Regions from separate parts of the Mus musculus genome. Here region 2 is linked to region 1. The links are chromatin loops, found by intact Hi-C in ENCODE. Cell type or tissue: heart. All regions are shown on one strand. Each heading gives the region's core, and the rest is flanking DNA. Links, peaks and the distances in the headings are about the cores only.

The links. Peaks named below come from ENCODE experiments on the same cell type or tissue, not always from the same donor. Only the 100,000 strongest peaks of a DNase experiment are listed, where the experiment ranks them.
Region 2: it touches region 1 in a loop (2.5-fold over the local background); 2 of 42 quality-filtered maps call a loop at or near these places.

The regions. Positions count from the first base shown.
Region 1 is chr7:27,349,252-27,364,748 of GRCm38, forward strand. It overlaps Shkbp1 (Sh3kbp1 binding protein 1), which reads right to left and starts at 6,757. Exons shown (of 18, transcript NM_138676.2): 1 at 6,620-6,757; 2 at 6,322-6,375; 3 at 6,150-6,195; 4 at 5,963-6,036; 5 at 5,475-5,533; 6 at 5,121-5,201; 7 at 3,344-3,505; 8 at 2,729-2,819; 9 at 2,445-2,635; 10 at 1,241-1,356. The coding sequence starts at 6,705. Sptbn4 (spectrin beta, non-erythrocytic 4) reads right to left here. Exons shown (of 36, transcript NM_032610.2): 31 at 14,820-15,439; 32 at 13,145-13,217; 33 at 12,316-12,608; 34 at 10,684-10,857; 35 at 10,492-10,534; 36 at 7,132-8,199. The coding sequence ends at 8,041. In heart, for the core only: no CTCF peak of the experiment used is centred there; DNase peaks (open chromatin) are centred at 6,770, 7,210, 7,760 and 7,910; H3K4me3 peaks cover 2,500 bases; H3K27ac peaks cover 2,182 bases.
Region 2 is chr7:27,665,579-27,681,075 of GRCm38, forward strand. It overlaps Map3k10 (mitogen-activated protein kinase kinase kinase 10), which reads right to left and starts at 9,003. Exons shown (of 10, transcript NM_001290528.1): 1 at 7,765-9,003; 2 at 2,771-2,951. The coding sequence starts at 8,446. It also overlaps a transcript of Zfp607b not described here. In heart, for the core only: a CTCF peak has its summit at 7,725 (motif pointing left); a DNase peak (open chromatin) is centred at 8,313; H3K4me3 peaks cover 1,878 bases; H3K27ac peaks cover 895 bases.

The DNA.
Region 1 (15,497 bases), core at 5,588-8,087:
GTGTGTGTGTGTGTGTGTGTGTGTGTGTGTGTGTGTGTGTGTGATATGTGTGTGTGATGTGTATTTAGTATCTTGTTTAGCACAGGTTCTCCTCCCTGTTAACTAAGCACTCTGCCATTGACCTACTCACATCCCAGCCCCTCACTAGGAGATTCTAGGCAGGGGCTCTACCACTGAGCTACATCCCTAGCCCCTCACTGGGGGACTCTAAGCAAGTACTCTATCATTAAGTTACAGCCTTTGCTGTCTTCTCTTTCTCTCTCTCTCTCTCTCTCTCTCTCTCTCTCTCTCTCTCTCACACACACACACACACACACACACACACACACACACACACACATTTTGATGCAACTGTCACTAAGCTGCCCAGGATTACTCTGTAGCTCAGGTTGGTCTTGCATTGGATCAGCCTCTTGAATAGCTTGGGTTATAGGCCTGAACCAGCAGACCCAGCCTGGCTCCATCGTTCTGACTTTGCTCCATCTGCCCTGCCTCCGTGTCTCCTGCCTTCACTGTTTTTTCCTGGTTCTCTCTCAGTGCTTCTTTCTGTGCTTCTGTCTCTCTCCCAGTATACTTTTGTAGGCCAAATACACTACAATTCCATGTTTTTCCTTCACGTTTTAGATATGGCCCCTGGGCTGGATGGAGTGATGTGCACAGGCGCATCCCTCTTGCACCCTGCATCTTGCACCCTGCCATCTTGCACCCTGCCATCTTGCACCCTGTCATCTTGCATCCTGCCATCTTGCATCCTGCCATCTTGCACCCTGCCATCATCTTGCATCCTGCCATCTTGCACCCTGCCATCTTGCACCCTGCCATCATCTTGCATCCTGCTATCTTGCACCCTGCCATCTTGCACCCTGTCATCTTGCATCCTGCCATCTTGCATCCTGCCATCTTGCACCCTGCCATCATCTTGCATCCTGCCATCTTGCACCCTGCCATCTTGCACCCTGCCATCTTGCACCCTGCCATCATCTTGCATCCTGCCATCTTGCATCCTGCCACCTCTACATCTGCTCGAAGAATCCCACGGTTTTCCAAACTCATCCATCCTTCAGGTTGATTCTTCAGCCACTCCTACAGGAAGGCCTCTTGGATGTTCTATGGACTTTTATCCCACACCTACTGTAGGGTTCTTTTCCTCTTTCTCTAGGTAGAGTGAAATAGGAAGAAACCCTGGGCCTACATAGTCACAGACACTCGGGAAGAGGGAGCCAGGCTGGCCCAGACTCACCTGCCAGTGCTTGGTCACAGCGTTCCAGACACCGATGCGCCCTGTGTGACTTGTGGCAATGAGCTGATTCCCAACAAAGAACAAGGCCTCCACTGGCACACCCAGGTGGAAGACACCTGCAGGTGGCAAGGGAGGGGGTGGTGCTCAAGAGGAGGCTGGGACCCCACTGCAGGGCTGGGGGTGAAGCCCCAGGGCCGCAGGTTGTATCAGGAAACAAGATCCACGGCAAAGAGGATTCCAGGAATTACACAGAATATCTGATGGGTGTGGGAGTGTAATGGTGAGTAGAATCCTAACAGGCTGAGGTTTCCTTCCATTGGAACAAAGGGCTATGACAGCAACTAAAGGCTGATTTTTGTTGTTATTGTTTTGAGTCAGGGTCTCATGTAGCCCAGGCTGGCCCCTACCTTCTGTGTGTTGGATTATAGCTATGTACCACAATACCCAGGTTATATGGTACTGGGATTAAATCCAGGATTTCATGCATGTTCCTTTCTTCTCAGACACATAAATCAATATACAATAAAATAAACCAGTGTGTTAACTAAGTATGGTGGCTGTAATCCAGTGTACTGGCTGGATTACATCCCTCCATGTGTGTCAACTTGACACAAGCTGGAGTTAACACAGAGAAAGGAGCCTCCCTTGAGGAAATGCCTCCATGAGATCCAGCTGTAAGGCATTTTTTCAATTAGTGATCAAGGGATGAGGGCCCATTGGTAGCCCTGGGTTCTATAAGAAAGCAAGCTGAGCAAGGCAGGGGAAGCAAGCCAGTAAGGAACATCCCTCCATGGCCTCTGCATCAGCTCCTGCTTCCTGACCTGCTTGAGTTCCAGTCCTGACTTCCTTTGGTGATGAACAGCAGGGTGGAAGTGTAAGCTGAATAAACCCTTTCCTCCCCAACTTGCTTCTTGGTCATGATGTTTGTGCAGGAATAGAAACCCTGACTAAGGCAGTATTCAGGAGTTAAGGGCAGAAAGACTTGGAATTCAAGGCTAGCTTGGGCTACATAGTAAAACCTTGTCTAAGGCAAAATGAAACAATGAAAAGTGCAGAGTTCTGAAGGTCTAACACATTTCTCACAAGGCAAAAAGACTGACTCTGTACAGAATTCCCATCCCCCCATGGGTTTCTGAGTTTCAGTTGAGATATTTTAACAAGTTACAGAAGTCTACAGAGTTCTAGAAAAGATCATGAGACATACCTATCTCAGAGCCACCACCTTGTGCTTGTAGGGCCCACAGAAGGATCTCGCTGCCAGTAGCTGCAGCCACCATCTTGTCATGCTCACCCGGAGCACCGCCAAGCACCCGAGCCGCAAGAGCCAGGCGCTCGATGGGCCAGTCCAGGCGCGGGCTGGAGAATGCAAGCTGCCAGCCCGAGGCTTCCTTCAACCTGTGGGATTGAGGGACATCAGTAACCCCCACCTCAGAGCCACCCTAGCCACAGGGGCAGAGCCTCCCACTGCCACACCCCCACCCTCAGCACCTATAACAGACGAGAAAGTGGGTATATGCCACAGCAATCCAGTTGTGGTGACCACACACCAGGCGCACCATCCCTGGCTCCTCTGGTTGGCCTTGGGGGTAAGAGAGCAGAGCAGAGCAGGGTCACAGGGGCCCACTGGCCCTGACCTCCTAAAGGACAGAAATGTAAGCTACATCTGGTGGTGTAGGCTGCCTGGGAAACTTAGTGAGACCCCGTCTTAAAACAGAGCGTAAAGGCTGGAGTCAGGGGAGCTAGTTCAGCATACAAAAGCAGTCCTGGCACATGCCGGACAACCCAAGTTTGTTCTCCCAAACCCACATGGTATCCTTTGACAATTATGCTGAGTTCACACATGGACACACAATAATGATAATTAAAAATAATCATCAAATAAAACTAAGAACATGAGGAGCAAACATTGAGCTCATAATTCTAGCACTAGGGAGGTTGAGGCAGGAGGACTGGATTGCTTTGAGCTCCAGGATAGCCTGGACCAGAGTAAGATCCTGTCTCCAACAGCAACAACAACATCATCAACAACAACAACAAAAGTAAAAGAAGGCTAGGGATATACAGAGGCAGAACGCACGCACTAAGCTCAAGTCCCAAGCTTACCTGATGGGGATGGAGGTGCTCTCTCATCTAACATTCGGCCCAGCAGCCCTGCATTACCCAAGTTGGGGGGCATCGTGTTGCTCCGTCGAACAGGGGCTGGGCGTCCCCCTATTTGCTGGGGCCCCACCAGGCTGTGCCGGTTTCGCCGCTTCACTGGGAACACTATAGTGAGGGGAAGTGTCGGGCACCACAATTAAAATCGTGGCGGACAGTCTATGAACACTTAAACCATGAGAGGCATGGATTCCCTGTGTGGGGCACAGTGTCCTGGGGCAGGTGCTCTGTGTGCCGGGATTCAGCATTCAATGACCCGGAAACCCGTCACAGGGAAAGACCTGGTTTGGTGCTGCTATGATATTGGTGCCTTTTCAGTGTTTGCTAACTTGGCCAGGCCTTGCAGGCAGGTCTGAAATCCCAGCCATTTGGAAATCTGGAAGTGGAAGATTGCAAGTTCAAGGCTAGGCCCTGTCTCAGTAATAATAAAATAATAATAACGATGATGAAGCAGAGGGCTGGCAAGTGTCTTAGTGGGTGAAGGTGCTTGCCACCAAGACTGGCAATCCTGACTTTGATCCTGAGACATGTGCGGTAGAAGGAGAGAATCAATTTCTGCAAGTTGTCCTCTGATCTCCATTCATGCACCCTCCCACCACGTGCCCAATAAATAAATACTTCTGCCGGGTGGTGGTAGCACACAACTTTCATCCCAGCACTTGGGAGGCAGAGGCAGGTGGGTCTCTGAGTTCGAGGCCAGCCTGAGCTACAGAGCAAGTTCTAGGGCAGCCAGGGCTGCACAGAGAAACCTGGTCTTGAGAAACCAATACATACATACATACATACATACATACATACATACATAAATGTAATAACATTTTTAAAAATAAAGACAGCTGGACCATGAACATGTTCCTTGCTGTTACTGGGGAAAAGCTGTGGGCATGGTTCAGAAGTAGAGCACCTGCCTAAAATTCACCTGTCAGGCTTGGGAGAGGAGGGGGGTGGAGGTGGGGGGCGGGGGGAGGGCAGTCTCATGCTACAGCACCTGCCCAGCATGTACAAAACCCTGGGCGCAAACTCTAGAACTATAACAAATAAAGAATAAAATAGAAATATAGTTGTAGGAGCTACAGACATGGCTTGCTGGGTAAAGCACTTGCTATATAGGCATAAGAAAACTACGTTTTGGACTCCCCCACCCCCAGACAGTAGAAAGGTGTGTGCTCAGACTTTGTTGACAAGCCAGCCTAGCCAATCAGTGAACTCCAGGTTTGCTGGGACCATGCCTCAAAAGATAATGTGGATGGCTGAGTGTGGTGGTGTATACCTTTAATCTTAAAGGCTTAGACAGAGGAAGGAGGATCCCTATGAGTTCAAGGCCAGCCTGGTCTATATAGTGAGTTCCAGGACAACCAGGGCTATGAGAGAGACTCCGTATCATAGAACCTCCACCCTCAAAAAGTAGCATCCAATGAAGCTAGCATGATAAAGTTTAAATTTATTTATTTATTTATTTTTCTGAAGAATGGGGTGAAACTTAAGAAAACTCAGACTACAACTCCCATCAAGCTCCCGTGCATGCTTCTGAACTCTAAAGAGAACTGGCTGTTGCACAGCTTCAAGGAAAAATGCTGCTTCCTATTTCCTTTCCAAGCATCTGATAAAGAACTACAACTCCCAGTGCACCTCAGGGCTCCAAACACCTAAGGGTTGAAGCTTTATGGGAAATGTAGTCTTTAAGCCAATCTCCCTCTCCCTAGCATCAATTGGGAGTGCTCACCTGGAGGAGGTAGATAACCATTGAAGAGGACATTTCCGCAGGAAGATCGATCCAACTCTTCCCTCACCTGCAGGCGACGAACTGCAAGGGAAGGACTCAAAACTTCATCTTGAGGGAAACTAAAGCAGACCCTTGTCCCCTTCCTCATCTGTCTTTCCACGTAACTATCCCCTCCCCCGCAACCCCGACCCCTTCAGAGCCAGACCCAAATCCGGTGCTCTTAGCTCTAACCCAACAGTCTTTTTGACTGGGAGAGTCAAAGAGGAGAGGCATTCTGCTCAGGAAATAACTGAGGGTGCTGACTGGGGGCGGGGTTGGGGTGGGGGTGGGGCACGGCACGGGACTCTCACTTACCCAGTGGAGTGAGTCCGTAGAATTGGGCTTCATGGAGGAGGCTGGAACCATGGACACCCCTGGGTAATAGGGGAGATTTGGGTGTAAAAATCTAGGGCATAGGCATGAACAGCACATTGCAAGGAGAAAGGTATTGAAACTGCCCAGAGACTACCGAAGCCTGGCTAGTTTCAACCGGCGTAAAATTCTAGGGAGGTTGAGGGTGGGGTACACCTGCCAATCCAAGACATGGGAGATAAAGACTGGCCTGATCTGGATGGAGTTCTAGACAGCCAGGGCTACAGAGCAAGGCCTTATCTCAAGCCAACAAACAAATACATACTTTCTTTAAAATCTAGATAACAAGGATGAAGAATGGTGCAAATGTGTGGGCATATTTTAATGGAAGGAATATAACATGATCAATAATTCTAATAGAATGGAACACATTTACTTTTCGAGGAGAGATTTTATACAGTGGCAGAATTCACCCATTTACCCATACCAACCTGGGATCTAACTCTTTGGTCCGCAGGAAATTAAGGATGGGGGCAAAGACGGTGGGGTCCCGGTCGATGAAGATCTGCATGGTGGGGTGGGGATGGAGGTGGGGGTCATGGAAAAGACCTGGAATAAGTAGGAGCTCCTGTCCCCCATCCCACCCGGAGTCCCGTTTTTTGATCTAGCCCTACTCACAGCTCCGGTCTCATCTTTCAGGGTTGAGATGCGTCCGCTCAAAAGACTACAGGAAGGGGAAACCGAGGAGGAGACATGGGCCGAGTTGCAGAGGTGAGTATTGTAGAAATGGGTCTCCCCACACCCTCTTCTTTCATTCCCTCCTACCCTCGCCCCAGACTCTCCTAATCACCTGGAAAAGAAGGAGTCTGGGATCCAGGTAAGCGTCTGGCGAGAGGTACTGAACCTGGGCGATGGGGTAAGGAGAGGAAAGAGAAGAAGAGGTGAGGACGCTGCCTCCTCCACTGAGATTCATGCATTCTCCTTTGGCATTTCTTTCTTTCTTTCTTTCTTTTTTATTCAAGCGCCAAGCCTCCAGCTTGAGGCGGAGCAATTCTTGATGGACAGGGACTACCACCCCCACCCCCAGAAGAGGCGGGCATCCCGCCTCGGTCCCGTAGGATGGGGCCTCGAGGATCTCCCACACTCACCGCTTGCCCCCTACGTTCAGATGAATCACTTCCCCGGGTGCTCCCCGACTCGGGACCCCCTCCACTGCAGTCGTCGCGACGGCCATAGCCCCACCCCCCCGCAAGCCGGCCGGCTCGCACCCACTTCCGGGTGTGCATAGACCCCGCCTCTTCCTCTTGCTCATTGGCCTAGAGACTCCAGGATCCACCGGCGATTGGACAGAGAGCTCGCTCAACGCAATTACGGTCTCTGACTCTTTAAAGAGGGCCGGTCTTTCCTGGTTTCGACGGGGCGCACTTGGGGATCCTTTGGAGTGATTTAGTAACTCCCCCCCCCCTTTTCTAGGTTCCCTTATTTTGGTATAATACATAACGAATGTAGGCGATTCGTTGAGGAGTACGTGCGCAGATCTTGAAATGAGCCTATACCAAGGCTTAGGTATTTGTAGAGTCTAGGAGACTGCCTTCTCGACCTCGTCCCCACACCGGCCCACCCTCCAATCCTGTCTCGGATACACGAACAAACCAGCGAAGACTGTCAAAGCCAAAGGGTTTATTATAGGTACATACAGTGTGCGCCTGCCACACCGCCCCGCACCCCCTGCCTTGGCAGCGTCTCCAAGCAGCCACGGGGGTTGCCTGTAACCCTGATTCCCTCCGTCCCAGGGAGGTGCTCCAGCCAGAAGCATGCAGGGGGAGGGCTTTCCCACCCCCTCCCCCTCGGGAAGTGGCATTTACAGCTAGAATCGGGGAGGAGAGAGGAAGACAGTTTTGAACTTTGACTCCCCTCCTATTAAAAGCCTTCGCGGATGCGGGGCGGGGGGAAGGAGGGGGGGTCTACGTTTTTGCAAAAATAAACTAAGTCAGGAATTAACCGCATGGCTCTGAGATGGCGGAGTACAGGGGCTAAGGGCCCCTGTCCTCCCTCTTCCCAGACAGATCAAGGCAGCATTGGAAGTGAGGTAAAGGCAGGGAGGGAGTGTGTCCCCTCCCCACCCCCTAGCACCCTGGATGGTCCAGGGGACCTCACCAGCGCCCCCGTTGTCCATCCTTAGGGCGGAGAGGAGGCCAACAAATCACCACCTCCTAGATCCCTCGCCACTCCAGCTTCTTGGGGCAGGATCTGACGATTGGGCAGGGAGCTTGGCTCAACTGGCTCCCTGCCCGGCCCCACCAAGCTCAGTTATTGCATAAAAAGAATGGAGCCCCAGCACCTGGGGTGGGGTTGGCGAGCGGGAAGGGACCGAGATATGGCTATAGGGACAGCAATCCCCTACCACCACCTCTTGGAGTGCAGAAGTCCCTTCTATTTCAGGCCCACAGTGGCACATCCGCAGTCATTCCGGCCCTTGCGGATGAGAAGTTGTCTTTGTGTCCACAGTGCAGAGAGGAGGGGCAAGGAGACTTGTCAGACTCCAAGGTGGGGGAAAGGGTACCTGGAATCACTTCCGGCGCCCGCTGGCCCTACGCTCCCCGCCCTCACGCTTGGGGTTGCCCTCATCTGTGGATGATGTGGTAGGTAGTGTCTGACCCCATCGGGCGATCTCGGCGTGTTCTGCCACGGAGTTAGCCACAGCCTCCAGCCAGCCGTTCATCTCCTCCTGACGGAAGACGCAGGACAAGTCCATATTTGGAAGAGGAACTCAACCACACCGCCCTCCCTAGCTTCACTTTCCTGTTAGCAGGATAATGCTGACAGTAAGGATAAAAGAACAGTTACATGCCCCAGACTCCTCTCTAAGCACTTCTGTGGATGCACCCCCTTAAACAGAACCAATAGGATTATCTATAAAGCAGAGACCACCTCCACAAGCAGAGAGAAACAATGCAAATGAAGTACTGGGGGGGGGGGGGAGCTTGCAGAGACCTGACACCAGGCCTCTTGCTCATTGGTCCAACTTACTTCCTCTTTACAAAAGCCTTGAGATAAGTCATTTTGGAACCGCAAGAGGACCGGGTAAACAAAGGTATGCTGGAGCCTAATGAACAGTGAGTGCTTCCTCCCTCAGGAGGAAGGAGAGTGCTGACTCAGGAAGGCTGTCCTCTGCACCCAAGGCACAGCACATGGGTGACAATACGCATATCCATCAACACACACACACACACACACACAAATAAAATGTACTGGGGCAGGGTGGTGGAGCACCCCTTTAATCCCAGCACTTAGGAGAAAGAGGCAGGAGGCTCTCTCTGAGTCTGAGGCCAGCCTGCCTGGTCTACATAGAGTTTTCCAGGATAGCCAAGACTTCAAAGAGAGATCCTGTCTCAAAAAAATAAAAATAAAAACATAATTTGGGAACTGGAAAGTTGGATACATGATTAAGAGCACTGGCCACTGGCTGCCCTTCCGAGGGACCAGGCACCCATGTGGAGGCTCACAAGTACTTGTGAGTCTGGTTCAGGGGTACATCCTCTGGCTTTGGTGGAGCAACCAGGCAGCTGTGCAGTACACATGTAAGCATGAAGGTAAACAGACACATACAATAAAAATAAATCTTTTTAAAAAATTTTTTCAAAGGAGCTGGGTATGGTGGTGCATGCTTTTAATCCCAGCACATGGGAGGCAGAGGTAGGTGGATTTCTGAGTTTGACACTAGTCTGGTCTACAGAAAGCTCCAAGACAGCCAGGACTACACAGAGAAGCCCTGCCTCAAAAATAACAACAAAAAGCAAAAACAAAACAATGAACCCAACAACTCTTTTCTTTGTGTGGTGTATGAGACTGTACATGCTGGGGTTTGTACCGTGCACACGTGTGGAGGCCAGAGGAGGATCCAAGTGTCTTGTATCTATCCCCTAGCCTGATTCCCTCCAGACAGGGTCTCTCAGTGAACCAGCAAGAACCTCCTGTATTTCTTTACCCCCCCTCCATAATTAAGGAATTATGTAAGTCCATGGGCAGCCATGCCTGTCTGTCTGTCTTTCTTTCTTTCTTTTTAATATGGATGCTGGAATCCAAATTATAGTAGACTTTTTTTTTTCAAGACAGGGTTTCTCTGTGTAGCCCTGGCTGTCCTGGAACTCACTCTGTAGACCAGGCTGGCCTCGAACTCAGAAATCCGCCTGCCTCTGCCTCCCAAGTGCTGGGATTAAAGGTGTGCGCCACCACGCCCGGTTCATATCAGGCTTTAACAACAACCGTCTTCAACACTGAACCATTTTTCCAGCTCCAGTAAGGGAATATTTGTTATACATTACATTCAATCCCTTTAGCTCAAAACTCTGACTTGCCCCCTACCCACCCCCAGCACACTCAGGATAAAATCTTCCCCTAATATTGAGAAGTCCAGCTGCAGGGGACCTTTTTGGAACCATTTACCTCACTTCGGCTGTCCTCCTGCAATTGGCTCTCTTAAACCATTGCAATTCTGTCCTCTGGGACACTCAGCCCTGATCACTCATTTTGTTCTGTTTTGTGTTAATTTTGCTTGTTTGAATATATGCCATGTGTGGATATATGCTCTTAGGAGGCAGAAGAGGGCGCTAGAGCCCCAGAAGCTGGAGTTAAAAGGGAGTTGTGGTATCATGGGTGCTGGGAACCAAACTTGGGTCCTCTGGAAGAGCAGTAAGCACTCTTACCTACTGAGCCATCTCTCTAGAACCTTCATCACTCTTTTTTAAGCTTACACCCATCATCTTTCTGGCCTTCTGAGTTACCATGGCAAAGAAGACAGACCTAGTTATCATGGCTAGCAAGCACCTGCCCTGAATCCCTCCCCATGACCCCCGACTCCTTAAGCTCCTCGGGGCTCTCACTGCTTTCCTGTTACAACCCTGACAGGTCCAACCTGTGTGGTTCCTTCTATAGTCCCGTTATTTTGATTCAGGAACCACCCTGGGAGCTAAGCCACTAAGCTAAGGTCAACCTGTGGGATGAGAGGATCAGATCTTACCTCATCTTTAGCCTGGAGCAAGAACTCACTGCCATCCTGGGTCCTGCAGGAGACACAGGACTTCAGGTATCTTGAGGAACCCAACCCCTCTCCCCATCACCCATCGTCTTTCATGGGAACCAAGCGTATACAAGGAGGAAAGGAAGCGACGATGGGACCCCTCCCTTCTTCCCGAGGGAGGGAGGGACTCACTGGAGCTTGAAGACATGCTTCTTTTTCTTGTAGTCACTAGCCACCTCGCTGGTGGCTTTGTGCAGGCTGAGCAGTGGTTCCCCACCATGCGTGCCCCCTGATGCTGGGCCTTTGGAGTCCTTGTAGAAGCCCAGCTCCCCCTTGCTGAGCACACAGTACAGGCTCACCCATGACCTGGGGTGATGAGATGGTGATGAAGGCAGGGCTACATCATTACCATCACAAAGCGTATGCTGGGTCATGCTACTTTGCACCTTCCTTCCGCTGGCCCTTTGTCCTAGCTACTTAGCCACATGCCAGGCTGTTTTTCTATTAAGCAGTTCCTATTCTGGCAAGTGTGGTCAAGGCTCCCAGAACCAGGAGTTTGCCCAGGCTAGACCTTCCTTATGCTTCCTCCTTATCTCATCCCACATTGACTTTCCAAAAGCAAGATGCAAGCTTTGAGACTAGGAATAGAGCTTAGCAGGAGGTAGAGCCCTTGTCCAGAATCCACTAGTGAGGAGTTGGAGGTCTGTCTCAGCAGTAATAAAGCATAAAACCATGGACTAGATTTCCAGTCCTGATTCCGTTATAAGCCCTTGCCTCAGTTATTGGTCTCATTTCCACCCCACACAACCTTCAAGCACCGCCCACCCCCACCCCCACCCCCCATTCATTCACTAGTTCTCATTTTCCCACCATTCACCAAGTTCCTTCAAGGAAGCTTTACTACTCTACAGTTTGGAATAAGAAGATCTGGTTTCCCAGCCAAAGCCCCAATCTTGGAAGAAGTCTCAGATAGGAAAATAACATACAATAGATATCCCTGTTCATTGCCATCTTGGTCTGGTGGCAAGGAAAAAAAACCACTATGATCCCCACCTGCCAAGTCCGAACCTGCCCTGTTCATGTCCTGGCTATACCTGCCCCCACATTCCAAATCTCAGTTGGATAAAAATGTACTGGACAAGATGGACTCCAAAAGTAAACACACACATGCAAACACGTGGTGGTTAGGCCTGTAGAAGGCTCAGCATTTGCAGCCAAGCCTGACAACCTGCGTTTGATCCCTAGTCGACCTACATACATAGCGTAGGAGAGAACTAATTCACACCAGTTGTCCTGTGACCTTCACACACAGCTTTCACCCCAACACAAATAAATATAATTTAGATAATTTAAGAAAAAGCTTCTCGTTTGAACAACTGAGATAACCTGCAACAATGTACTAGGTCCTCAGTTTGGGCTCTGTTCCTTTTCAGACTCCTCCTCCCCCACTGAAAATGTAGTGGCTGAGGGTTGCCAGGTGGGGGGAATCCCTCCAGATCACGGATTGAATGCCATCTTGAGGCTCCAATTCACACCCCATTGGAATTATCTAGAGTAGACTCTACCTCCAGGTTGCTGCTTTATCACGTGAGGTGGTTGCTGAGATTGAATCCCAATTTATTAACGTTAGGGACACTTTTGTCATGCTCCTATCTCAGTTCCAGACACCTCAGTATTGGACACTCAAAGCTTTGGCCACGCCTCTCCACTTCACGGATTGGAAGCTTTGAACTTGAGTCCCGCCCCTCCTCCAGCCCAGCTACTCATTCATTAAATACCCAGAGCAGGCGCCCAAGCCATCCAAAGCCCCGCCCACGCGCTCACCGGTTGGACGACTTGCGGTTAGCGTCGAGCTCGCGCTTGCGCAGCAGGAAGCCCTCGTGCTGCACTGTGTGAGTGGGCGGAGGTGGCGGCGCGGGGGCGGAGCCTCCCTGGGCAGGGGCGGAGCGCGAGCGCCGGCTTCCCCCGCCCTCACCACCCTCTCGAGGCCGTGGCCGCCGGCGCGGCTTGGGCCGGTCCCGTGCCCGCGGCCGATCGGGCCGAGGTGTCCGCTCGGGCGGCTCAAGCCCGTTGGGCAGGCGACCAGGGGGAAGCTCGCGAGGCTGAGGCAGCGACGGCTGTGTGAATGAAGGGAGGGGGGAGAGGGGTACTGTGCATGATGACTAGGGGGAGCATCCTGTCTCAGGGAGCCCGAGGGCCTGGGGTCCTATGCGTCTTTAGGGCCACCTATCTTGGAGAAGACCCTCAGGGCTGAGAGGACCCTATAGGTTTTGATAATGGGTCATTCGAATTTAGGCTTTGGAATTCTGAATATTGGGAGGTTAGGAGCAGGGTCTGAGGAGGTAGAAGGTGCATAGAATTTCTGTATGAAGAATCTTCGTGTGTGACTAATAAGAAAATGGGCACCCCACAAGCCCGGAGAAATGTGGACTCTAAAATAGATGGGGGGGGGGGGTTAGAGTCCACTATGTGTGCGTGCGTGGAGAGAGAGAGATAAGCCTCCGGGTCTGAGGCTTCATCTTCTAAGGGAGAGTATGGGGTCTCTGTTGACTGCAAGGTCCAGGAAGAAGGATGGGCCTGGGTAATGGTTGCCTCTGAAATCCTGGCCACTAAGAGGGCTTCTACACCCACCCATCCCAGTTGTTCAACTTACCACCCCAGCAGGGATCCCTGGGCCTGCCTCTTTCTCCTGAAGTTGCTCCACAATATCAGCCAGAGTGGCCTTCCTGGAGAAGAAGAGACAAAAGAAGTGAGATTCTGGGCCTTTTGCTACTGCTCTGCCTTGGCTGGACAGAAAAGGCTCCAAACCTGGCCCCTGCCTGCAACTCAGCAGCCTCTCACCTGTGTGCCTTGCACACTCAGCAGTCTTACACACATGGGGGTTCCTGACACAGCTACGCAATGTACAACCAAATCCCTATCTTCTTCTTCTTCTTCTTCTTCTTCTTCTTCTTCTTCTTCTTCTTTTTTTTTTTTTTTTTTTTTTTTTTTTTTTGAGACAGGGTTTCTCTGTGTAGCCCTGGCTGTCCTGGAACTCACTCTGTAGACCAGGCTGGCCTCGAACTTAGAAATCCGCCTGCCTCTGCCTCCCGAGTGCTGGGATTAAAGGAGTGCACCACCACGCCTGGCCAAATCCCTATCTTCTTTAAGGTTTTTTTTTTTAATTGTTTGATCTTTTAAAATATTTTTCTTTTTAATTTTTTTAGGGTTAGCTATGTGAATGAATGTTTTGCCTGCATGTGTATACTACATGTATGCCCAGTGCCCTCAGAGGCCAGAGAAAGACTTTGGATTCTCCTGAAGCTGGACTTCTAAGAGGTTGTGAGTCCCCCAGGGTGGGTGCTGGGAACCAAACATAGGTCCTCTGGAGAGCAGGAAGTGCTCTTAACCACCGAGCCATCTCTTCATATATATATATATATATATATATTTAGCTTTTCAAGACAAGGTTTCTCTGTGTAGCCCTGACCATCCTGGAACTCACTCTGTTGACCAGGTTGGCCTCAAACTCGGAATTCTGGGATTAAAAGCGTGAGCCACCACCATCATTACCTGTGTGTGTGTGTGTGTGTGTGTGTGTGTGTGTGTGTGTGTGTGAGATGTATGTACATGTATGTGTATACACACACACACACACACACACACACACACACACACACGAGAGTCAGGGTCTCATGCAGCCCAGTTTGACCTCTGGCCTCCCCGAGGATAACCTTACTGGCATGCCTTGTTCGTTTTAGAGACAGAATCAATCTCTCTCTTTATTTATTTATTTGTTTATTTATTTATTATATGTATATCAATCTCTCTCTTTATTTGTTTATTTATTTATTATATGTAAGTAAGTACACTGTAGCTGTCTTCAGGCACCCCAGAAGAGGGCATCTGATCTCATTATGGATGGCTGTGAGCCACCATGTGGTTGCTGGGATTTGAACTCAGGACCTTTGGAAGAGCAGTCAGTGCTCTTAACCACTGAGCTATCTCAAAGGTAGCCCTGGTGCTCAGTATGTATTGCAGGTGGCCTGGGACTCAGTCCTTCTTCACTCCTAAGTGCTGGGGCCACAACTGCATCACCAGACCCCGCTGCCCTCTGAGTTTTAAGCAGAGCAAAGGGCAAGCTGGTGGCTCCAGGCTTTTAAACATCCTGTTGTTTTTCTTCATACACGCCCCTGAGCTCCCAAGTCCCCTGGGCTTCCCCTCCCAGCCCTAAATGTTTTAGGTCTTCCGCTGTCAGGTGATAAGGCTGTTTCCCTCGCTGACCCTGGCCCTCTGGCCTCTGCCTCCGCTTTCCCCTTCTCGAACATCCTGGTCACAGAGGTCCTTACCCTTTGACCAGCTCTCCCCTGGTGGGAGTCTCCTGTTCGCTAGACTCCTGTCGTTCTATCCGCCGCTCCCTCCGCTCCCGCCGTCTCTCCATCTGCTCGTAGCGACCTAGAGTAAGGCTGTGCGGCCCCTCGTGGTCCGCGGACTCCTGGCGCTCAGGCCGCCGCCTCCGCGCTGTCTCCTCTGGTTGATCCACGGACTCCTGGCGTTCTGATCTTCGTCTCCGTGGCAGCTCCTCCGCACGATCCGCTAACTCCTGGCGCTCCGACCGGGGCCGGACCAACTCCGTCGCCGCCGGAGTCCCAGGGGTGTCCGTCGTGTCCAACGCTGCGGCTGTCGGGGCCGCGGGTTCTACCTTCCCCGAGGTCTCTGGCAGCCGGTCAATGCGCGGCTGGAGACGCTCGGGCTTGAGCTCCTGGCGCACATACCCAACCCGGGTCCGCACCTCCGCTGACAGCGTGTCCGAGGCCCTGCGGGCCAAAGGCTCCAGGCCCCTGTCATAGCCCCCTGGACGCAGCAAAGGCGCTGCCTTGGCCGCCAGCTCTGTGGGGTCCCCAAAGAACTTGCGCCCCAGTAAGGGGGTGGGTGGCTGCTTACTCTGTTCTGCCTTGAGTTTCTCGATCTGGGAGTAGAAAGGTCAGGTCAGGTTGGGGTGAGAGAACGGTTCGCGAAGGTGCTGG
Region 2 (15,497 bases), core at 6,315-8,814, 320 kb after region 1:
GTCAGCCTTGGCAGCAAACACCTTTACCACTGAGCCATCTTGTAGGTCCTAAAAGCAGATCTTTAAAAATGTTGAAGATTGAATCTAGGACCTCATACACACACACTAGGCAAGCACTCAGACACTGAGCTATAGCATCACCTGCATCCTCCTCCTCCTCTATCTCCAACGAAACATGGTCTCACCATAGCCAAGGCTGACCTGGAGTTCACTAGATAGCCCATGCTCACTGACCCCACACTAAAGGTCCTCTGGCTCCCGAGTACACACCTGGCAGGGCACATCCTTCTTAGCATTCCTTCAATGATCCTTGCAGTGTTGCTTCTAAACACCCAGCCTCTTCCTTTATATACCCTGTCCCTTTTGTCAAGAACACTCTTCCTTTGTGTTTTATAACTTTGTCCTTCAGGTCTCAACTGAGGGTGCCCCTTGGCCAGGAAGCCCTCTTTGATCCCGTGTTCGTGCCCCCACAGCACTTACCTGTCAACACTAGTTCGGACTATTTCCCATGTGTAAAGTACTTACTCCAGAGTAGACACTGCTAGTCAGGCTTAGTTATCCTTAAAACAAAGCTTCAAGGTAGAAGGAGCTGGCACGATTCTATCTCGCCATCCTTAATGGCAAGGGATACCCCCCTTTCCCCTCCTTCTTTCTGGCTGGAATGTGGGCATGAAGCCTGGAGCTCAAGCAGCCATTCTGGATCAGGAAGATAACTGGCTTTCAAAAGGAGGTAGCACGATGCCCTCCACTCCCACGTCCCCGGAAACCTACAGGGGCGGTTAGATTGTTCCACTGACTGAGGAGAGCCACTGGTAGCTGGGGGACACAGCACTTAGCGTCCTGACCTGTAACACCAACACCTTACTTGGGAACACATCCAAGGAGGAGCCTGTGAGGTTGGGGTCACTATATCACCTGGGCTCCCCAAAAGGCTCAGCGACACAGATGGTCACTTATACACCAGACAGTGGCTATGCTAGGGCGCCAGTGGGAACTCCGGTCTGACTTAGCTCTGCCTCAAACACATTACTCTGTGACTTGAACAACCTGCAACCTGGCTGGTGACTGACAGTCAGCGGCACAGCAGGGTGTGACTGACACCCTGCACTTCAGAGTAACACCCGGTGTGTCCCTCCTGTCAGCTCTGTGCAGCACGCCTCCAGCCCCTTTTTGTTCTGCTCCATTGGAACTTCCTGCAAACCGCTCACCTCAGTACCTCCTTTGTGGAGCCAAGATTGATCACTTAGAACTCAGCTTAGCAGTGGATCTGGGACTTGGACGTGCTTCCCTGTCCACCCCCACCTACATTTATTTTCATGCACAAACACTTTCCCGATCTTTACAATTATTTCACAATTTTCTTCTTTTTTTTTTTTCAAACAAACAAACACCAAGGTTCACTATCTCCGACTGTCCTTGAACACGCTATGCAGACCAGCCTGGTTTAAACTTAGAGATCCATCCTCCTGCCTCTGTAGTCTGCCAGGATTAAAGGTATATACCGCTATACCTAGCAATTGTTTAAAAGTTGGTTTTGTGTTGTGTGTGCCTGTTTGCATGAATGTGTACATACATGTCTGTGCACATGGAGGCCAAGGGTAAACTTCAGCTGTAATTCTCAGGAGCTACCCACTTGGATTGTGTGGGTTTTGTTTGTTTGTTTGTTGTTAAAACAGTCTCTGTGTAGCCCTGGCTGTACTGGAACTCACTCTGTAGACCAGGCTGGCCTCACATCTACCTGCCTCTGTCTCCTGAGTGCTGGGATTGAAGGTGTTTGTGACCTTCACACCCAGGGTCCTTGGTTTTGTTTAAGACAGGTTCTCTCACTGGGATCTGTAGCTCGAGGATTAGGATAGACTGACGGCCAGCAAGTGGCAGGGATCCCTGTCTCTGTCTCCTCAATGCTTCTGGGATAACCAGCACATCTCCATGCCCAGCTTTCATGTGGATGCTGTGGGTTAAACTCAGGCTACCATGGCCTTTCATGGAAAACACTTTACTGACTGAACTATCTTCTCAGCCCCCCTATTTTACGAGTTTCTTTTAGTTTTCAGTTACTATCTGCGATGGTAGGGATTTTATTTTGTGTTACTGAGGATTGAACTCAGGGCACTACTATACCAGTAAGCTCTCACTGAGCCACGCCCCCAGTCCCTCACTGGGGGATTCTAGGCAGGGGCTCTACCACTGAGCCACGCCCCCAGCCCCTCACTGGGGGATTCTAGGCAGGGGCTCTAGCACTGAGCCACGCCCCCAGCCCCTCACTGGGGGATTCTAGACAGGGGCTCTACCATTCTAATCCTTCACTAGAGGATAGGTTCCAGGCTTATTCTCTACCATTGAGCTACATCCACTAACCTCTTATTTTGATTTTGAGACAAGCTCTGAGTTGCCCAGGCAGGCTTTGAACTTGCAATCATCCTGAGTAGATGGGACAACAACAGATCTATGCTACCAGAAAGGGTTCTCTTCATGTTTGCTGACTGTTGTGTCTCTAGACATCTGCATAGCTACAAGAATGGCTGCATCCAGGTCTTCAACTTCCCAATTCAATGACTACGCAGTGGGTGGTGTTTCAGAAGCCCTTTAGTGCTAACATTTCTTTCTTCTGAAATCTTTTATTCAGGTATAAATTTTTACTTGGGACCTGTTTGAGCCTCAGGAACAGTTAACTGCTTGGTCACTGGTTCCCCACTGATGTCCCACCCGCCCACTAGCACCACCTTCTTCCTCTCCCTCTCCCTGAGGACACCCGCCAGCCTCTCAGCACCTCCAGACGTCGCTGCTTTTGGAGAAGAGGGACAGGCGGATAACCTCAGGAGCCATCCAGGCGTAGGTCCCCGCTGCACTCATTTTGGTCGTCTTGTGCCACTCTCGGGCAAGGCCGAAGTCTGTGATCTTGAGCACCGTGTCAGCGAGGTTGTGGTTCTCAATGGCCTCCAGGATTAGGACTGGGGGTAGGAAGAAAGGTGGGTCGTCAAGACCTGACAGCTGGTGCCCCAGGCCTCTGCCTTCCCCTTCAATAGGTTATGGGTCCCCACTCTGCACAGTTCCTTCCCTGGTCACCAGAAGTGACTCCTTGCTTCTAATGCTCAGGCTTCCTGAGGGATGGCCTTCTTCAACACAGTCAACGCTGCCCCTCCCTGTGGCTTCATTCTGTCGGGTAGTTACATGGCTGCTCTTTTCACTAACCAGGCAGAGGGTTAAGCCCTAGGTTTTAACTCTGGAAGATTCATACTACTTAATACTGGCCAAGAAAGAGAGGGGATGGAGAGACAGCTCAGTCATTAAGAGTGTGTACCGATCTTGTAGACAACTTGAATTGTATTCTCATCAACCTCACCAGACAGCTTACAACCACCTGTAACTCCAGCTCCAGAGGATCTGAACGCCACAGAAACCAGCACTCACACATACACATATTCATGCGTGTGTGAGCACGCACACGCACACGCACACACACACACATATAATTAAAAATAACTCTTGGGGCTGGAGGCACAGCTCAGTGGTTAAGAGCATGCACTGCTCCTGCAGAGGACCTACACAGCCACCTGAAACTCCAGCTTCAAAGGATCCAACACCTTCTGGCCTCTGCAGGTACCCACATATAGACAGGGTTTAAAACAAATAAACACATGTGCACACGCATGCACACACACACACACACACACACACACACACACACACACACCCTTTTAAAGGAAAAGGTGGACACAGTTGGGCATGGTAGCACACGCCTATACTCCCAGAACTTGAGAGTCTCAGGCAGGTGAGTAGTATATTGGAGGCCAACCTGGGCAAGACTTTGTCTCTAAAAACAACAACAACAACAACAACAAAAAAACACCCCAAAACAAAACAAAACAAAAAAACATGACAGGCCAATTCAAAGCATAGCCTGCAAGAAGCCTCTGGCACTATCTTGGCCTCTAGACCTTCTGCCACCACCATGATAATGTGCTTTAACTAGCCTGCTGATCCAAAGGAGGTGAGAGACACTTGGGAGTTGATCCCCCTTACCCAAGCCCTGCTAAATCATTTTGTTCCCATCTATAAGAGCACAGACAGTAACAAGTAGCTGTTTTCACACACTGAGTTTTGGGGAAGGTTTGTATGCAGCATCACTGTTATCAAGACTGACTGAGCCGGATGGTGGTGGCGCACGCCTTTAATCTCAGCACTTGGGAGGCAGGGGCAGGCGGATTTCTGAGTTCAAGGCTACCCTGGTCTACAGAGTGAGTTCCAGGACAGCCAGGGCTAGAGAGACCCTGTCTCGAAAAAAACAAACAAAAACAAAAAAACCAACCAAACAAAAAAAGGCTGACTGATACAACTAAGCATACAGAGTAGCTCTAGCTGACCAGAGGCAGTACGCCATCTAACAGTGATGACAGCTATGATTAGTGTCCACACTGAGGTTAAATTAGCAAACTAATTCTTAAGAGAAGTTACTTGATCAAAAGCATATGGCTATCTAGATAACCAGCTTTCCATCTCTGTCCAATGTCTCAATGCTGAGATAGTTTATGCTTTGCATGTTTGTGCCATGTTTGAGTGATGGGCATTGAACCCAAGGCCTTATGCATGTGAGGGAAGCACTTTAAGACTATGTCACAGCCTCAGCTTGATGTGTGTGTATGTGTGTGTGTGTATTAATGCACACATCTGCCTGTATGTTTACATGTCCAACATGTGCATGCCTGGTGTCTGAAGAGACTTCAAGTATAGAATCCCCTGGAACTGGAGTCACAGATGTTTGTGAGGTACCTTGTGGGTGGTAGGAACTGAAGTCATGTTAGCAATGTTCTCTGCAAGAGTAGCCAGTGCTCTTAACCACCAAGCTCTCTCCAGCCTCCAGGCCCGGGCTTTGCTGTTTTGAGAGATTCTCACACTGTAGTCCAGTCTGACCTCAAATCTGCAGCCATCTCCACCGTGCAGCCTCCAAACACTGCGATTCTATGCCGGTCTCCATGTTCTACCAGGTCTCCTACTTCTCCACAGAGGCATACTCTTCCCACCTCACAACTGCCCTGCTCTCCCTAGCTCTCTTTGTAAGGCTGATTCCTTTATGTTCAGTTTTTGCGCCCCAGATATTGCCTTTCTTGACCATCAAATATAATGAATTCACCACAGTTCCCTCAGAGTCTCTGTAACTCTCTGCAAACTGATACTCATCTTCCTTTCCCCTCTCTTCCCATCTTTCCTCTAGCTATGGACCCTGTCTATATGTATCTATCATCCCCTTATCTATAGGTAGCTTGATTGATCAATCATCTATTCTTATTTACTACATATAGATTACGTATTAGTGAGGGGTAGGGTTCTCTTCCTGCTCTTCTTTTTCTTCTTTTGAGATAGTCTCATTAGACAGCCCTGGCTGTCCTGAAACTCACTCTAGCTCAGGCTAGCCTTCATCTCACAGAGACCTGCTTGCCTCTGCCTCCTGAGTGCAGGGATTAAAGCCTTACAATACCACGCCTGTCTCTTCTCCTTTAAAAAAATGTTTATCTGTTTTCTGTGTATGCATTCCTGTATGAGTTGTTCTAGACATGTCCCAGGAATTAAACTGAAGTTGCCAGACTTGGCAGCAAATACCTTTGCCCAGCTAGCCATCAGACTGTCCCCTGACTTATTTATTTATTTAGATAGCATCTTACACTGTCATCCAGATTAGCCTGGAACTCATTATGTAGCTCAGGCTGGTCTCAAACTTATGGCAGTCCTCTTGCCTCAGCCTCCTAACACTGGGATTAGAGGCATGCCACTACACCCAGCTGTCCCTAGTCTCTTCCATGATCCTAGAGCCATGGATGAAACATAGATGCTTAAGAATGACTAAACTAAGTCAGTCATGGTAGTACCTCCATTACGTGGGAGGCTGAGGTAGCAGGTTGGTAAAACCAAAGCTAACCAAACACCAAAACTAAAACAAACCAGGTGTCAGGATGGCTGAGCAGGTAAAGGCACTTGTAACCTGATGATCTGAGCCCCATCCCAGAGCCCTCATGGTGGAGAAGAGACGCGACTCCTGGCAGCTGTCCTCTGATTTCCACACATGCATGGTGATGTCTATTTCTAACCCCAGTAGTAAATAATTTAAAAAAAAGGATTACTGAAGCAAAGGACAAATGGCATCAGACGGGGAACTTCTGGAGGAAGGGTGTAGGGAACTGTTGTGGGACCTGTGTCCATTACTGCCCCAGGGGAAGCCTGGGCCTTCAGAGCCCAGCCACCTTGTCCAGGTTGTGTTAAGAGATGCTCTATGGATCCTCTGGGTGGGGAAGGGCTTAGGATCCCCTCATGCCAGTGGCCCTGCCTCTACTCACCCAGCAGTTTAGAAACACTAGAATGTGGGCATCCATACAGGCAGGGCCCACCTGCATCTGTTTTGTTGAGTCTCCCAGACTGGGCAGAGGCCACAGAAGGTCATCAGCACTTGGTCACTCTCTGTGTGGAATGTATGAATGCCAGGCTGAGGAGATGAAAACCACTCAGTCCCTCTCTTCTAGGGGCTAAAGTTGCAGTTAGTAACAAGCTTATACAAAACAGCAGAGTGGAATCAAGCAAACATAAACCAACAGCTAAGAAGGGACTGCTGAGGGGTAAGTACTGAAGGCGAAGGGAGGGGTCTCACATTCCTGGGTTAAGAATGACCCACTTGAGGGCAGGGAAGTGCAGGCCTCATTTGCTGTGGAGCCCCCTGCACATGCTCTGGCCTTGTGAATACCAAATGCAAGGCTGAGGCCATCAATTTAAAAGACAAAAATGAAAGATATGAAATGAGGCTCAGCAAGGATGGGAGAGCCCAAGGAGGCAAAGTCTTCCCAGTTGTATACCTAGGAGTATCTAGCACATGCCAGAATGATCTAGAAAGAAAGAAAGAAAGAAAGAAAGAAAGAAAGAAAGAAAGAAAGAAATGTCTCATCGATGAGGACTCTCAGGGAAAGAAACCATGGTGTCTTGTTGCTTGGAGATGGCCTAACTTAATAGCGGGCCCACTAATATTTGTTGATGCCCTGAGATACTTTTGGTCTAGATATGATCGATTTCTAGGGACCCTTCCCATCTGCTTGGCCCATTGCTGACTCAACCAACCAGTCAGCCAGCTTTGTAGAACCTGTGCCGGGCAAAGCAGCCTGGAAGTGTTTTCTATCAGCCACTCTCTTCCCAACGCCTTCATCTGCTCCACTCTGCTGGAGAGCCAGCAGCATCTAGAGAACAGTTTTGATTTGCCCCATCCCACCCCTATCCCAAGGCACACAAGGAAGTGTTTGGAGACATTTCTGGTTTTGATAGTTGGGAGCAGGGTTGCAGAGTACTAATGACCTCTTGTGCATAGAGCCCTAAGGCCACCAAACAACATAAAGTGCACAGAACAATCGCTCTGCCAATGACAAGACCACAAAGGTTAACCTTTGTGACAGGCTTGGGAAGCCCTGGCTTCAACTAAGCCAGCTCTGTCCATCTCTGCCTGGTAGACTCCAATGCCACGATCAGGTTGTGGGCATCATGAGGACAGACTCTGCAAGTGGCAATGAACACAGGGACTGTCATAGTGCCATGGATACACCATCATTGACCTACTGAATGAAAGAGACCTTTCTGAGCTTCCCTTTTCTTATTAATACAACCAAAGTCCCCCTTCACCTGGCCCTGCTTGCCCCATGCAGTGCCATCTGCTGTCCATTGCCCTTTCCAACGATCTGGGCTTGGCCTCATAAGATTCAGCGGAAGAGTTTTGGGAGAGAGGATACCACTTACTGTTGATGGACTTGAGGTCCCGGTGAATGATGGGCACAGGGGCATCATTGTGTAGATAGTTCATGCCCCGAGCCACCTGCACAGCCCAGTTGACCAGCACATGAGGGGGGACCCGGCGACCTGCCAGTACCCTGCTCAATGCACCTCCCCGAGCATATTCCATCACCAGGCAGAGGTTTGGGGGGCTGAGGCAGGCGCCCCTCAGGGCAATGATGTTGGGGTGCTGCAGGGCTCCAAAGAGCCGGGCCTCCTGGCGGACCTGCTCCGCTGTCACTGCCGGGTCCCGTTCAGGGTCCAGCCGAGCGGCCTTGACCGCTACTTCCTCTCCACGCCATACGGCGCGATAGACTTTGCCAAAGCCCCCGACACCGATGATCTCCTCCAGCTGCAGCTCGTGGAAGGGGATCTCCTGTGGCAGCTGGAGGTCTGAGGGTGCGGCGGGTGCAGCGGGGGCCACGTAGTTGCTGGGGAAGACGCCCACACGGCCGCTGGGCAGCTGCCCTGTCCACCAGCCCTCATCTCCAGACACCGCACAGTCCTGGGAAAGCACCTGGACGCGGTCGCCTCTCCGCAGGGTCAGCTCCTCGTCGCCCACCGCCTCGTAGTCGAACACGGCGGTCCACACTGGCCCCGCGGGGGTCGCGCCCCACTCTCTGGCCGCCGCCCCCTCCTCCTCCTCCATGGGGGAGGGGCCGGGGGCTGCGGGAGGCCGCTTCACGCAGGCTGCCCGCGGAATGCTGAGCGCGGGGCCGGGAGGCCGGGATGGGAGACAGTCCCTGCGGACCCCGGGGGGCTCCTGGGGACCATAGCTGGGGGAGGGGCCTCCGCTGGAGCGAAGGAATTAAAAAGAAAAAAAACCCCAAAAACCTAAAAAACACCTTTTTCAAACGATAGGACCGATCCCTCGGATTTGGCTGTGCAGGAGAGGCGTTAGGTTCACCTGTCCCCAACGATGTCAGGGCGCAGGGAGGGCCGGGTCGAGCGGGGCCCGCCGGCGGAGGCCGAGGCCGAGGGCAGCAAGCGGCCGCCCCTCCCCGCGCCTCTCACCCCGCGCAGCTCCACCGGCGGCCCCCGGCTCCGCATCCTCAGCCACGACCGCAGGGCCGGGCAGGGATGGCGGCGCCCCGGGGGCGGCCGCCCCGGGATGGGGTGGCGCGCCCCTCGGCCTCCTCACGCGAGGAACGCGTGGGCGGCCCCCATCCTCCTCAGCCGGCTCCTGGTCGGCCCCCTAAGTCCCTCTCCCCGCCGGGGCTCTTGGCGGTGTCCAGTGACGTGTTTATGCTGCCGCCGCGATGCCGCCTGGGAGTTGTAGTCCCAAGCTGCGAGGCCTTGGGTTCGTCCCAGGCTACATGAGCCCTGGTCCTTAGGCCCTATCTCCTATCAGGGCGAATGAACCAACGCTTTCTACAAGCCCTGCAGGAGACCCGTTCATGTTGGAGTTCACGGTAACTGACTCATTTAGCCAAGGGAAACATAGGAGCTGAATGAATGGAGATTACGGACCGATACTCCTAAAGCGGTTCGGACAAGGTTCGCAGGATAGTCTCTAGGGTCCCTGGCTGGAAGTGCATGCTGGGAAATGTAGTTCGTTCGTGGACCATTGCGCTCCTTGAACCACCTGCTTCAGAGAGCAATGGGTGACTGGAGCAAGTTAACGCACAGACTTGTGCTGCCTCTTTGGGCAGGAGCAGGCTGGAGGGCGAAGTGTACTGTCTCGAAGATTTCATAGCCAGATTTGCTTGCCTCACCAGCTATGGGATCACTGGCATCTGCAGTAAGAACTTGTCTATACTCTTCTGCCTCCTATAATGAGCTTCAGTTTGGAGAGAGGGGGCTGAAAGGAGGGGTTTCCGGGGGTGGGGGCTTTGCTCAGATGATGTCATTAAATCTTCACGAAGAGCCTCATTTACAGGTGACTCAGAGAAACAAACTCACTTTGTTCAAGATTGCTAAATTATAAATGGCAAAGCAAGAGTCAAGGGCAGTTTAAAAGAAATTGAAAAATTGAAAAACAAACACTGTCAGTGATCGTATTTTTAAATTGTGTGTGTGTGTGTGTGCGCGCGCGCGTGCGTGCGTGCACGCACCCAAAGAGGGCGTTGGATCTCCTGGAAACTTCAGTCACAGGCGGTTGTGAGCCACCCCATGTGGGTGCTGGGGACCCAAATTCAGGTTCTCCGCAAAAGCAGCATATGCCCTTTAGAGCTGACCCATCTTTGCCCCCTACGGTAACTAAGATTCTGGTTGAGTTTATTTGTGGGACAGGCAAAGAACTGACTGAGAGGGACAAAGGTGTGCGTGTGTGGAGCTTTATTGAGGCAAGCTGACAATCGCTGAGTTGGGAGTCGTTACAAGGGCTCTGTGTTTAGCATTTTATAAGACTTATGGGTCCTCTCATCTTAACATTTTGCCTAGGCATTTGTCCTTCTAACCTTTCTCTAAGGAAGGAAACAACCCTGGCAGGAAGGCCGTTTCTCTACCTGCCTATATATTTTTCTAACTTATCCTCAGCACCATGTTTTTAGAATGCTGCCTTTCTATGTATAGAATGCAGAAGGTGAGTCCTGTATAACGTCAGTGGCTTGTCCAAGAACTATAAACGTCAGGGGGTAGAATCCTGGGTCTTTCCAGTTTGGTGATCCTAAATGGCTTGAGACTCTGGATAGAGGAAGGAAGAGAAGAATTTTAAGAACTCTCATAGCCAGATTCTGAGACACTGATGCTAAAAGATCACAGGAAGTGATACTACTCCTGTAGCTGACTAACAAGTCTCCTGTTGTCTGCTTAGGGAAACTAGGGGTCTATCGAGAATGCTTGTTGGCTGGTGAGATGGCCAAGCTGGAGTTTGAGCCCAGAACCCACGTTGTGGAAAGAGAGAACTGACCCCTGCAACTTGTCTTCTTAGCTTCTCCATGTGCAGCTTGGTTGGCATTGAATGCCTGTGTGTGTGTGTGTGTGTGTGTGTGCGCGCGCGCGCGTGTGTGCGCGTGTGCACTCGCACACACTCACAGAGGTGGGCAGGGGGAGGAGAGGGTAAGAGGGGGGTGAGAGGGAGAGAGAGAGAGGCCAGAGGTGAGCCCTAGCTATCCTGGAAATTGCTATGTAGACCAGGCTGACCTCAAACTCAAGAGACCTGCCTATTTCTGCCTTCTGCTGAGATTAAAGGTTCAGATACCATGGTCGGCTACAAATCTTTTATTACTAAGACTTTCCCTCTTAACTGTGAGGTGCTAGTCCATGATGCTTTAAGATATTAGCTTCTTACTGATGCTGGGAAGTGGTGACGTATGCCTTTAATCCCAGCACTTGGGAGGCAGAGGCAGGCGGATTTCTGAGACTGAGGCCAGCCTGGTCTACAAAGTGAGTGCCAGGACAGCCAGGGCTATACAGAGAAACTCTGTCTAGAAAAAACAAACAAACAAAAAACAAAAACAAAAAAATCCAAAACAAACAAACAAACTACTGAAAATTGCACAACACCCCGCATGCTTGGGTTAGGCTGACACTGTTAGTCTGTTTATTAACATCTTAGGGGTGATTCAGTGTCAATTAAGCGTGTGGTTGGAACAGGGTGTCTCCAAACAGGGATCTAGCCTTGAGTGAGGAAAGAAACCTTGCTTGGCTTTAGATCTTAGTGGATGCTGTCTTAGTTTGGGTCTTCATTGCTGTGAAGAAACACCATGACCAAGGTAACTCTTATAAAGGACAACATTTAATTGGGGCTGGCTTACAGTCTCTGAGGTTCCATCCATTATCATTGTGGAGGGAAGCATGGCAGCGTCCAGATAGGCATGATGCTGGAGGAGCTGAGAGTTCAACATTTTGATTTGAAGACTGCTAGAAGACTCAGCATCTTCAGGTGAGTAGGAGGAATGTCTCAAAGTCCCCCACCCCCCACAGTGATGCACTTCCTCCAACAAGGCCACACCTCCTAACAGTACCACTCCCTGGGCCAACCATATTCAATCCACCACAAATGTTTTCATGGAATAGGGTGGATAGGGATAGGATTAGTCAGTTTCATAGATTTCCTTTGCTCTATCACCGATCCAAGCCCCAGCCCCTCTCTGATGGATTCTAGGCAAGTGTTTTATTACTGATTACCGCCTCCAGTCCTTTACTGGGGGATTCTAGGCAGGGGCTCTACACCTGAGCCACGCCCCCAGCCCCTCACTAGTGTATTAGTCAGCTGTTCAACCGTCAAGCTTCATCCCAGCCTTCCTTTGTTTAATTTATTACGCTCTATTCCAGTGGTTCTCAGCCTTCCTAATGTCGCAACCCCTTAATACTGTTTCTCAAGTTGTGGTGACCCTCAATGATAATTATTTTCATTGCTACTGTAATTTACAACTGTAATTTTGCTACTGTTATAATCATAATCAAATATTTTTGGAGATAGAGGTTTGTCAGAGGGGTCGAGACCCACATGTCGAGAACCGCTGCTCTATTCCTAATTTATGCTGGGTTTTTAATTGAGAAGATTGTGTTAGGGTTTTTATTGCTGAAAAAAAAAAAAAACCACCATGACCCCAAGCAAATTGTGACGGAAAGGGTTTATTGTGCTTTCGTTTCCACACTGAGGTCCATCACTGAAGGAAGCTGGGGCAGGAACTCAAGGGGCTGGAACCTGGAGGTAGGAGCTGATGCACAGGCCATGGAGGGTGCTGCTCAGTGGCTTGCTCCTCATGGTTTGCTCAGCCTGCTCTCTATTTCTTTTCCATTTCCTTTCCCCTTCCCTTCTCTTCTCTTCTCTTCTCTTCTCTTCTCTTCTCTTCTCTTCTCTTCTCTTCTCTTCTCTTCTCTTCTCTTCCTTTGGAACTCACTCTGTAGACCAGGCTGGCCTCAAACTCAGAGATCTGGCTGCCTCTGCCTGCCAAGTGCTGGGATTAAAGGCATGCGCCACCACCGCCCGGCTCTGCAACTGGATCTTTTTGTTTGTTTGTTTGGTTTTTCGAGACAGGGTTTCTCTGTGTAGCCCTGGCTGTCTGGAACTCACTCTGTGACCAGGCTGGCCTCGAACTCAGAAATCCACCTGCCTCTGCCTCCCGAGTGCTGGGATTAAAGGTGTGCGCCACCACGCCCGGCTGCAACTGGATCTTATGGAGGCATTTTCTCAACTGAGGTTCCCTCTCTTTAGGTAACTGTAGCTTGTGTCAAGCTGACGTGAGACTAGCCAGCACTGTGACGCTTACGCTTTAAGTGCTTTTAACCTATTATTTCTGGCTTTCATGGCTTTTCACTAGCATTTTGCATATGTATTTTATTTATTTATTTTAAAGATGTATTTATTTATTTTACATATACGAGTGCACCATTGCTTTCTTCAGACAGACCAGAAGAAGGCATCAGATCCCATTATAAATGATTGTGAGCCACCATGTGGTTGCCGGGATTTGAACTCAGGACCTCTGGAAGAGCAGTCTGTGCTCTTAACCACTGAGCCACCTCTCCAGCCTGTATTTATTTTATTTTATTTTATTTTACTTTATTTTACGTGAGTGAGTATTCTGCGTGCATGCATGTGCTTCACATGTGTGCCTGGTGTCCGTAGAGGTCAGAAGACGACGTTAGATCTCTTGGAACTGTAATTACATATGGTTGTTAGTTGCCTGATATGGTATTGGGAGCCAGGCCTAGGGCCTCTACAAGAGTAGCAACTGCTCTTAAACACTGAGCCTTCTCTCTGACCCCATACATACGTTTTAATAAGTGGGATTGGCCCACAGTCTTCATTTCTGTGTAGTTGAGTTTTCATAGCCTTCTGATAGGTCTTTGCCTACAAATCCAACTCCTCCTGTGAATATCAATTTATTCAGATGTATTTCTTTCTCCTGGAACAAGTTGTTTTAATTTGTAGTTTCTGTTTTCAGGAGTCGCCCCTCAAACCACACACAGAGAATCCTACAGCGCTTTTAAGCCTGAACTCCAGATACATTCATGCCGAGTTATTTCACCAATCAGGGTTTGGGGACAGGGTATTCCTTAGGAACACGTCTTTGTGGGACACTTATCCTGCCCTCGTTGGTTGAGGAATTCAACTGTGGTGGGGTGATCTATCTGACTTGCCTAACATTCATATTCCAACTTGCCAACTGGGATGTCAGTTACCCACATACATGTCTTGGCATGAATGTCTGCTTCAACTCAAATGTTCCTTCACAAGTCTGCCTTAGCCTTTCACCTGTGTCCACTTCAGTGAAATGTTCACGTGTTTGCCCCAATAAAACATGATCCGACACAACTGACTTTCCAAGAACCCTTAAGTTTCCTCTTCACAGTCACTTGATGACTCTGGAGCTCTCTGATTGGGCTAGAATGGCAGGCCTCTGAGCCTGGGGACTCAGTGTCCTGGCCTCTCTAGTTTTGGGCAAGCTGCAAATTCACAGACTGTTTTTCCTCCCTAATAAAAATTCTAAAGATCTGAACTCAGGCCCTCAGGCTCACACAGCCAACTAACTTCCCATGGAGGCAGCTCCCTACTGTACCTAACTTATCCTTGCACATACATGTTTAGAATCACAAATATCCAGGATCAAATCAATTCACAGGATCTGCACTGTGAATGTGAGGCTAGCCTGGGCTACTGGAGAGTCCATCTGTACTCTCCCCCCTACATTACAACAACAACACAAAACAAAGCAAAACATCCAAGCCCCAGCTTTTCTGCCTTAATGATTATTTCCTCTGGTTATTTTATTATTAGTTTATTAAAATTACTTTTTATTAGCTTACAAAGACTTAGTTTATGTCATTTTCCACTTTCCAGTGGTGGGTCAGGGCTCCTTAATTCCCACAACATCACCAGCATTTGTTGTCATTGTGGTCCTGTGTTGTAAGTGTTTTGACTGAGGTCAGATGGAATCTTTTTTTTTTTTTTTTTTTTAAATTTTTTTTAAGATTTATTTATTTATTCTATGTAAGTACACTGTAGCTGTCTTCAGACACTCCAGAAGAGGGCGCTAGATCTCGTTACGGATGGTTGTGAGCCACCATGTGGTTGCTGGGATTTGAACTCTGGACCTTTGGAAGAGCAGTCGGGTGCTCTTACCTGCTGAGCCATCTCACCAGCCCGGTCAGATGGAATCTTAACGTGGTTTGTAATTGCATTTCCCAGTTGGCTACGGATGCCGAACATTAAAAAAAAATATTTTCAGTCATTTGTGTTTCTCCACTTCAGAATTGTCTGTTCATTTCATTGGCCCACTTATTAACAGGCAGTATTGTGGTTGTGTTGTTTAATTTTTGGAGTTCTGGCTCATGCCTTTAATCTCAGCACTGGAGGCAGAGCCATAGGCAGGCAGAGGCAGAGAGGCAGGAGGAAGAGGCATCTCTCTGAGTTTGAGGCCATCCTGATCTACAGAGGAAGTTCCAGGACAACCAAAGCTACACAGAAAAACCCTGTTTCAAAAAAATAAAATAAATTGAAGTTCTTATATATTCATCATTGCCTGGTCTACACACACACACACACACACACACACACACACACACACACACACCACAAACATCTATTTATTTATTTTTGGAGACTGGCTTTCTCTGTGAAGCCCTGGCTATCATGGAACTCCCTCTGTAGATCAGACTGGCCTCAAACTCAATGATTGGCCTATTTCTGCCTCCCAGTGCTAGGATTAAAGGTATGAGTCACCATGCCAAGCTATATTTATTATTATTTATATTAACCATAAATATTAATATATATTCACGTGCCTGCATAATGTTCGACTACATCC